Regions from separate parts of the Homo sapiens genome. Here region 1 is linked to region 2. The links are chromatin loops, found by intact Hi-C in ENCODE. Cell type or tissue: PC-9. All regions are shown on one strand.

Evidence for each region. Peaks named below come from ENCODE experiments on the same cell type or tissue, not always from the same donor. Only the 100,000 strongest peaks of a DNase experiment are listed, where the experiment ranks them.
Region 1: it touches region 2 in a loop (10-fold over the local background); 4 of 110 quality-filtered maps call a loop at or near these places.

What each region holds. Positions count from the first base shown.
Region 1 is chr6:10,475,792-10,480,791 of GRCh38, reverse strand. All of the region lies in intron 1 of LINC02522 (long intergenic non-protein coding RNA 2522), which reads left to right. Among named protein-coding and RNA genes, the nearest start is that of LINC02522, 3.7 kb to the left of the region's middle. In PC-9, CTCF peaks have their summits at 1,908 and 2,107; no DNase peak of the experiment used is centred here.
Region 2 is chr6:10,756,605-10,761,604 of GRCh38, reverse strand. It overlaps TMEM14B (transmembrane protein 14B), which reads right to left. Exons shown (of 6, transcript NM_030969.5): 6 at 4,624-5,000. Among named protein-coding and RNA genes, the nearest start is that of TMEM14B, 11 kb to the right of the region's middle. In PC-9, CTCF peaks have their summits at 1,785 and 1,985; DNase peaks (open chromatin) are centred at 1,414 and 2,144; H3K27ac peaks cover 3,587 bases.

The DNA of each region.
Region 1 (5,000 bases), 280 kb after region 2:
GGAGAATGGCGTGAACTTAGGAGGTGGAGCTTGCAGTGAGTCCAGATCGAGCCACTGCACTCCAGCCTGGGCGAGAGAGTGAGACTCCCTGTCTTAAAAAAAAAAAGTATAAAAATTTTTAAATGAAAAGTTTTCAAGTTTAGAGAGTCTTCAATCTGTAAAGTACACTTCTCAAAAGAAGACGTACATCGGGCCAAGAAACATGAAAGGAAGCTCAACATCACTATTGTTAAAGAAATGCAAATCAAAACCACAATGAGATACCATCTCCTCTCAGTCAGAGTGGCTATTGTTAAAAAGTCAAAAAACAACAGACGCTGGCGAGGTTGCAGAGAAAAAGAAATGCTTTGACACTGTTGGTGGGAGTGTAAATTAGTTCAACCACTGTGGAAGACGGTGTGGCAATTCCTCAAAGAGCTAGAGGCAGAAATACCATTTGACCCAGCAATCCCATTACTGGGTATATACCCAAAGGAATATGAATCATTCTATTATAAAGATACATATGCATGTGTGTTCATTACAGCACTATTCACAATAGCAAAGACATGGAATCAACCCAAATGATAGACTGATAGACCCATCAATAATAGACTGAAAAATATGGTGCATGTACACTATGGAATAGTATGCAGCCATAAAAAGGAATGAGATCATGTCCTCTGCAGGGACATGGATGGAGTTGGAAGCCATTATCCTCAGCAAACCAACACAGAAACAGAAAATCAAACACTGCGTGTTCTCACTTTTAAGTGGGAGCTGATTGATGAGAACACATGGACACATGGGGGAAAGTAACACACAATGGGCACCTATCGGGTGTAGGGGGAGGGGGAACATCAGGAAGAATGGTTAATGGATGCTGGGCTTAATACCTAGGTGATGGGATGATCTGTGTAGCAAACCACCATGGCATTCGTCTACCTAGGTAACCTGCACCTCCTACACGTGTACCCTTGAACTTAAAAATTGAAGAAAAAAATTTATAAAGTGCATTTTTGTACTACAGGTTAAGTATCCCTTATCTGAAATGGTTGGAACCAAAAGTGTTTTGAATTTCAGATTTTTTCAAATTTTTAAATATTTGCAAATACATAGTAAGATATCATGGGGAATGGGACCCAATTCTAAACACAAAAATTGGTCTTAGCTTTTCATATGTACCTTATACACATAGCCTGAGGGTAATTTTATATAACATTTTAAATCTGTGATGAAACAGTTTGTATTAGGGTTCTCACATGTGGAATATTCTACTTGTGGCATCGTGTTGGTGCTCAAAAAGTTCAGATTTTGGAGCATTTTGGATTTCAGATTTTTGTTGTTGTTGAGACGGAATCTCGCTCTGTCGCCCAGGCTGGAGTGCAGTGGCCAGATGATCTTGGCTCACTGCAACCTCCACCTCCCAGGTTCAAGAGATTCTCCTGCCTCAGCCTCCTGAGTAGCTGGGACTACAGGCACACACCACCACAGCCGGCTAATTTTTTTATTTTTAGTAGAGGCAGGGTTTCACCATGTCGGCCAGGCTGGTCTCGAACTCCTGGCCTCAGGTGATCTACCCGCCTCAGCCTCCCAAAGTGCTGGGATCACAGGCGTGAGCCACCGCACCTGGCCCTACTAAATTTTCAAAGACTTTTTCCACTTAGCTCTCTTTTCCTCTTCTGTTTTTTTCCCCCTTCACCTTCCATAATTAAACTCTCAGGGTCCAACAGAAGTCTGATTGCACTGTTTATTTTTACCTCCTTTTTTGTGCTTTCTCCTAAAGCAGGAGTCAGCCTTTTTCTGTGAAGGGCTAGATAGCAATTTTTTTTAAGCTTTATTTTCCATTTTTTAACTTTAAGTTCCGGGGTACATGTACAGAACGTGCAGGTTTGCTACATAGGTATATGTGCGCCATGGTGTTTTGCTGCAACTATCGACCCGCCATCTAGGTTTTAAGCCCCACATGCATTAGCTATTTGTCCTGAGCATCTCTTTTTTTTTTCTTGAAGGAAGGTTGCACATCAGACAGTGTTAGTAAAAATTCAACTCCAAATGTTTTGGGACTCAGTGACTGTGGTCTTTCCTCATGAGTTTGTCACAACCAGATATGGACCCACAGGGGTCAGGGAGGTAATTTTTTAAAAAGATCAACAAAGAGACAGCAATAATATGGCACCATCTGCAGGTTAACTTGTGAATTACAATGATTTGTGTTGCATGTAATGTACTAGCTCTTCATTTAACTTTCCTGCTGGGCGGTCATTTCAGATCAACATCAAAAGCTACAAACTGGAAACAGAGGAAGATACTAGCCCCGTGTTTCTGATTCAGTATCACTGAAATACTTTGGAACCATATAAAGGGCAAAGTACATTCCACATGTTGAAGGACAGTGCCTGGCCCTGTGGGGTGTCATCCCCAAGCTGTAGGCATAGTGGCAACCCAGGGGTTCATCTCAACTCCCATCAGGTCAGTAGCTTTTTGGGTGATGAAGTGTATGGTCGGGATCAGCAGGTCCCCTGGTTATGCGCCCCCTGCCTCACCTCATTCTCTTTAGAATGTCCTAGGCACTGTTACTCTGGATCCCATGTCAGTAAATCGGGTACTCAGTGACCCTTAGGAAAGGCTACTATGTAGTGGATCATTGTGATGTTCTGCACAAGGTCCCCAGAGTTTAAATCTCTTTATTGTATCATGACAGAGACATGAGAGTTAACTTAGCCCTGGGACAAAATTGTGAATGTGCATTGTGAACTGCAAAATAATAAGAATGAATGAAAATGTAAACTGGTTTGGATCATATTTCCTGATGGGGATAGAAAAGAACACAATCAAAATCAAATGCAAAATCAACGGCTGCATACCATGTACTTGAGCCTGCACACATCTCTTCCAGCCAGCGTGCCGTATCTGGCCCAATTTGGGTCTGCTACTTGGTTGAGTTGCATAATCTACTATCCCAAGACAAACCAGGATTCCTCATGATCCAGACTGGTTAATGAAATGGATGGCTTGGCACAGTGGCTCATGCCTGTAATCCTAGCACTTTGGGAGGCCAAGGCAGTTGGATCACCTGAGGTCAGGAGTTCGAGACCAGCCTGGCCAACAGGGTGAAACTGTCTCTACTACAAAAATACAAAAATTAGCTAGGCATGGTGGTGCACGCCTGTAGCCTCAGCTACTTGGGAGGCTGAGGGATGAGAATCGCTTGAACCTGGGAGGTGGAGGTTGCTGTGAGCCGAGATCATGCCACTGCACTCTACCCTGGGTGACAGAGCGAAACTCTGACTCAAAACAAATAAATGTAGATGTTACAAGGAGCACCAATCCACCATGTTTTCGATTCTTACGGGTAGCACCAATTTTGGCCATCTCCCTCCGTCTCCCTGTGTGCATCTCATAATGCCCTCTTCTCCATCCTCCCATTGTCCCCTCCTCCCCCCAGATGAAGTACACACAATATATCTCTTTTGTTTGCTATCTTGGCAGAGTGGATAGGGTCAATTTCAGAAATTTCTACTTGGCTTTCCCCATGGAATGCCCTCACCCCACAGGCCAAAGACCCAATGGGGAGGCTATGCCAACTTCTGAGAATATTTACCCCAGTTATACATTTGTGGACTGAGGCCATGACTGCCGGTGGGCCTGTAGTCTTACTGAATCCACTGTGAGCCACCATGCCATGGACAGGACTCCATGGATCACCTGGTCACCATGTGCCCCACAGAAGCAGAGTGCGGGCAGCTGCAATGCTGTGGCAGGTCTCAGGGTATCAATGTCACTTCTGACCCTGTTCTAACAGTCCTCCAAAATACTTCAAATACTTGAGTATTTCCCCTTCCCTGGTGAACAGTTCTGTGAGATCTTAGGTCCCCTTGCAGAAGGACTCAGGAAATCATGACTGTGCCCATTTGCCAGGGTGTTACAGGGTCTTTCTGTTAGATACCTGGCCCTCCTCCCAGTCAAGGGCTTCAGGGTTTGAAATCTGGCGCATATTCAGAAACTGGGCAGGTGGTCCTGACTTTTGTAGGAGCACCCATCCTTAGTCTGCTCATTATCCATCCTGGATTTCTTCCTATGACACAGGTTGAGAAGCACCCCTGTCTGCCTGTGTATTTTGCTGCTAGGGATGTGGTCCTCTATGAACTATCTCCATAGCTCTCTGTGGTCCAGGCTCCCTCAGCTGCTTTTCTGAGCTTTTCCCTGATTGCGGTCATGGCTTCCACCTGGCTTCTGAGGATTATGTGCCACCACGTAGTTCTCCTATTTTAGGGTCTTGTCATCCCACTTGCTATCAGTAAGCCCAGCTCTGTTGAACCCTTCCAACTGTCTGCCCAGGCTGGCAGAGTAGAGCCACCACTGAGCTTCCGAGTGATGTGGGTGCTTTACGTCTTGGTGGAGGATGTTTTCTCTGAGCCTTCCTGTGGAGCATAAATATCTGGTAAGTGATCTGGTCTTGGATGGCACTTCACTGATCATACACACCTCCCTGAGTCTTACAATCCCTTAATCCACTGTCTGACTTGGCACTTCTGACATTTTAACATTACCTAGCATGGGCATCCTCTTTTTCCATGGTCCGAAAGCCATCTGTACTAGCGTCTGTGGCTGCCGTAACAAATGACCACAAACTGGATGGTGTAAAAACAACAGAAACTGTTCTCTGACAGTCCTAGAGGTCAAGGTGTCATCAGGGCCACACTCCCACCAGGGCTTTAGGGGGAGAATCGGTTCCTTGCCTTTTCCAGCTTCTGGTGGTTTCCAGCATTCCTTGGCTTGTGGCCATATCACTTCAGTCTCTGCCTCTGCCTTCACATGGTCTTCCCCCTGTTCTCCATTATCTATCTATGTGTCTCCTATAAAAACACTTGTCACTGGATTTAGGGCCCACCCATATAATCCAGGATGATCTCATCTCAAGATCCTTAATTCTGAAAAGACCATTTTCCCAAATAAGGTCACCTTCACAGGTTTTAGGGATTAGGATGTGGACATTTCTTTTGGGTTTGCAGGGGGTG
Region 2 (5,000 bases):
AGCCCAGTAGCAATAAGCATACCTAGCACTCAGATATTGGTGTCCAGATATTGGTGTGCAGTACCACTGTTCAATAAAAGGAACCAGAGCTACTTGGAGAAATGGCTGATTCTAGTACTAGGACAGGAAATATACAAGATGAGCCTAGAACGTCTTGTAGTGCCAGACAATAAGGAAGTTCTACAAACACACAAACCCTTTGGCTATGCCAGAGGGACACAGAGGTCAACTGAGTTTCCAATGGCCAAAGCTGCAACAATTTGAGCAAGAAAATTAAGTATTGCCCGGCGCGGTGGCTGATGCCTGTAATCCCAGCACTTTGGGAGGCCAAGGTGGGCAGATCATGAGGTCAGGAGATCGAGACCATCCTGGCTAACATGGTGAAACCCTGTCTGTACTAAAAATACAAAAAAATTAGCCGGGCATGGTGGCAGGCACCTGTAGTCCCAGCTCCTCAGGAGGCTGAGGCAGGAGAATGGCGTGAACCCATGAGGCGGAGCTTGCAGTGAGCCGAGACCATGCCACTGCACTCCAGCCTGGGTGACAGAGCAAGACTCCGTCTCAAAAAAAAAAAAAAAAAAATAAGTATTACAACCCAAAGAAAAAAGAAATATCCATGAGTCCATACTAAGATGAATGCATGAATGAATGCATGAATGATCAGGTGCGGCAGTGACTCACGCTTGTAATCCCAGCACTTTGAGAGGCCGAGGTGGGTGGATCACCTGAGGTCAGGAGGTTGAGACCAGCCTGGCCAACATGGTGAAACACCGTCTCTGCTAAAAATACAAAATTAGCCGGGTGTGGTGGCACACGCCTATAGTTCCAGCTACTCGGGAGGCTGAGACAGAAGAATCACTTGAACCCAGAAGGAGGAGGCTGCAGTGAACCTAGATCATGACACAGCACTCCAGCCTGGGTGAGAAGTCCCAACCTGAGGTCGGGAGTTCGAGACCAGCCTCACCAACATGGAGAAGCCCCGTCTCTACTAAAAATACAAAATTAGCTGGGTGTGGTGGCACATGCCTGTAATCCCAGCTACTCGGGAGGCTGAGGCAGGAGAATCACTTGAACCTGGCAGCCAGAGGTTGTGGTGAGCCAAGATCACGCCATTGCACTCCAGCCTGGGTGACTAAGCGAGACTCCATCTCAAAAAAAAAAAAAAAGAATAAAAATGTGAAGTGCTTTCCAAAGACACAAAATCTTGTAATGGCCCAATGGGTTCACTTTGCCCTTTGCCTAGACAGAGCTGAGTTATCAAGACAGGGAATTGCAATAGAGAAAGAGCACACGCAGAGCCAGCTGTGCAGGAGACTGGAGTTTTATTGGTACTCAAATCAGTCTCCCAGAGCATTCAAGGATTGAAGTGTTTAAGGGTTACTTGGTGTGCCAGGGGCAGCCAGGTGACTCAGGAGTGCTGACTGGTCCGGTGGGAGATTAAGTCATAGGGAGTGCAAGCTGTTGTCTTGCACTGAGTCAGTTCCTGGATGGGGGCCACAAGATCAGATGAGCCAGTTTATCAATTTGGGCGGTGCCAGGTGATCCATCAAGTGCAGGGTCTGTAAGAGAAAGTGCTCCTAACCGAAATTAGCCGGGAAGCCTCTCAGGTTTTAAGTAAAGAAAACCTGTCTTTGACTACAAAGCCACGTTTCATGTTTCTTTCTTCTTTCTTTAACTCTTACAGGCATGACTATGGTCAGTGAGCCAATTCTAGTCCATTGCCTGTTTTTGTGCAGAGAGCAAGCTAAGAATAGATTTGCATTTTGAAATGGTTGAAAAAAATCAAAATAAGACTATTTTGTGATATGTAGAAATCATATGAAATCCAGATTTCAGGGCCCATACATAGTTTTATTGGAACAGTCACACTCGTTTATTGATTGGCTGTGGCTGCTTTCATTCTACAAAGGCAGAGGTGAACAGCTGGGACACAGATGGCCTGAGAAGCCTAAAATATTCACTATCTGGCCCTTTACAGAACAAGTTTGCAGACTTCCAGCTTAATGTGTCAAAGATTTTTACAAAGTCCAATTACACAAAGCCACCACTAGTGGGAGGATAAATTGGTGCATCCTCTTCTGAAGGCAATCACAATTTTAAATGCTGAGATGCTCTGACTCAGCATTTAGGAATGTAACCTACAGATTCCTTTGCACATGTTCACGGGGATTTCCATGAGGATATTTCTTGGTACACCATCCTTTGTAATATCAAAGGCCTCAGGGGATCTGCCCACCTCAGCCTCCCAAAGTGTTGGGATTACAAGCATGAGCCACTGCTCCCGGCTATCAAAGGCATTAAACAAGACATATTTCTATCAGTAGGGGAATAGTAAACTAAATAGTAATCATCCGTACAACTTAAAAGCCATTAAAAAGAATTAGATCTTGGCCTGGTGCGGTGGCTCATGCCTGTAATTCCAGCACTTTGGGAGGCAAGACAGGTGGATCACCTGAGGTCAGTTCAAGACCAGCCTGGCCAACATGGTGAAACCCCATCTCTACTAAAAATACAAAAAATTAGCTGGGTGTGGTGGTGCACACCTGAAATCCCAGCTACTCAGGAGGGTAAGGCAGGAGAATCGCTTGAACCTGGGAGGTGGAGGTTGCAATGAGCTGAGATCGCACCATTGCACCCCAGCTTGGGCAACAAGAGCCATACTCCATCTCAAAAAAAAAAAAAAAAAAAAAAAAAAGAATTAGATCTCTAAGGAAAGGGTTGAACCCAGTTATGCTACATAGTTTCATGCCTTTGAGGCACTGTATATATTGCTCGCTCTGAGACATTTGCCCCGTCCTTACCTATGAATTTCTCAGACAACTCACAAAAGGAGTTCATGTCAACTGATTCATGCATCAACTGACAAGACTCAGCTTAACTGTTGGTTCCTTTGTGAAGCCTACCTTGACTCCCTCAACAGAAATGCCCACTCCCCTCCTTGTGCCCCCACAGTAATATGGATCTACCTCCATCATACACTTATTTCTATACTGCCTTTGTTTAGATGTCCACCTCCTCCACCAGACTCCAGAAGGGCAAGCACCATGGCTTGTTCTTTGCACTGCTAGGACCCAGCACAACCCTTAGGCAGTAAATACTCAGGGATCTTTGCAGAGAAGCAGGGATGAGGGCACTTGGCAAGGGCTATGAAGATCTCCTGCCTCTCATCTGTGGGCAGCCTTAGAATTTTCCAGGCTGATTGCTGGGGATCAAATAGTCACATGGGGATCTACTTGGCACCTAAACTAATTCCCACATTCAGGGAACCTTGTCATTCATGAGGAGCCAGGTCCTCCTCTAGGACTGAAGGTGGCAAAAATGTGTGCCCTTTGGAAACACTCCATGACACATGAAAAAATGGCCAACGTTGAGACTCAAAATCTTAGCTATGGAAGCCTGGGAGGATGATAGCTTTGGATGATCTGTGGCCTTCTGATGCCTCTACCACTGCAACACAAGAGCCCTTAATTGTCCAGAGTCCTATAAAAAAGGATGGAAAACTAGGACCACCATCCAGGGGCTTATGCAAATACATAAAGTGTCTGAATTATACTCTAAACTCAACCAGTATCAGTTAGGGTAAATCAGTAGCAAATATCTTTTTTTTTTTTTTTGAGACAGAGTCTCACCCTGTCGCCCAGGTTGGAGTGCAGTGGCGTGATCTCGGCTCGCTGCAACCACAGCCTCCTGGGTTCAAGCAATTCTCCTGCCTCAGCCTCCTGAATAGCTGGGATTACAGGCATGAGCCACCACACCCAGCTAATTTTTGAATTTTTAGTAGAGACAGGGTTTCACCATGTTGGCCAGGCTGGTCTCAAACTCCTGACCTCAGGTGATCCACCCATCTCGGCCTCCCAAAGTGTTGGCACTACAGGCGTGAGCCACCGCGCCCAGCTCCTTACCTTTTTAAAGAGGGAATGAAAACTAAAACAAAGGGCACCAGATTGAGTTAATTCTTCATGTTGAAACATGAATAAAGTGAACTAAAAACGTACCAGTATCCAGTAAATGTGTCCAATGTAGAGCCCAAACTAGGTGATTCAAGCTCTAGATGGGTCTTCTAGTTTCACAATTATATATGAACTAATTAACAAAAAAAACCACTTTTTTTCTTCTTCTTTTTTTGCTACACAGTCCTAAATCTTAGAAATCCTCAGTGGCCATGCTCATTACCCCAGCACTTTGGGAGGCCAAGGAGAGAGAATCGCATGAGACCAGGAGTTTGATAGCAGCCTGAGCAACAGAGCAAGACCCCATCTCTACAAAAAAATAAAATAAATTAGCGAGGTGGTATGCACCAGTAGTACCAGCTATTCAGGAGGCTGAAGTGGGATGACTGAACCCAAGAGTTTGAGGCTACAGTGAGATATGATTGTACCACTGCCCTCCAGCCTAGGTGACAGAGAAAGACCCTGTCTCTTAAAAAACAAACAAAAAAATCCTCAGAGATCATTTTTGAAACAAGCTTCAATGCAATGTACAATCAAATAACTTTCCTTGGTCCTTAAATTACTCAAAATAGGTAATTTCTAAATATCAACAAAATACTTTCAAGTTTCTATATCTAGCAACATCTCATTCTATGAACTAGACCAGCTCTGGCAATGAAGACACCATAGGAAATATTATTTATAGTAAACTTTATTTTCATTGATATTTCACTTAACATAATTTCAAAGTCAGTCTGTGGTCTAAGATGAGCAAAAGAAAAGATATTCTAAATCTCTCAAGAGATTTTTTTTCACACTGTTCCTCTGAGCAGGGAATGGGGTTTCAGGGTTCTCAATGTCAACACCTAACATTTTACCCTTGAGATTTACCTATAGATACAGAAAGAGATAAAATCAATATACAAGAATCGATCTCTATGATGGTCTCAATAAGCTCATGTTACATGCTCACCACCTCTGTAGGGTTATAATGGTAACAACTGATTTTCCACCCCTCCGCCAAATTTGGTGTCTTTTTTTTTTTAGGTAAAATGTCAGATGCAAAAATGC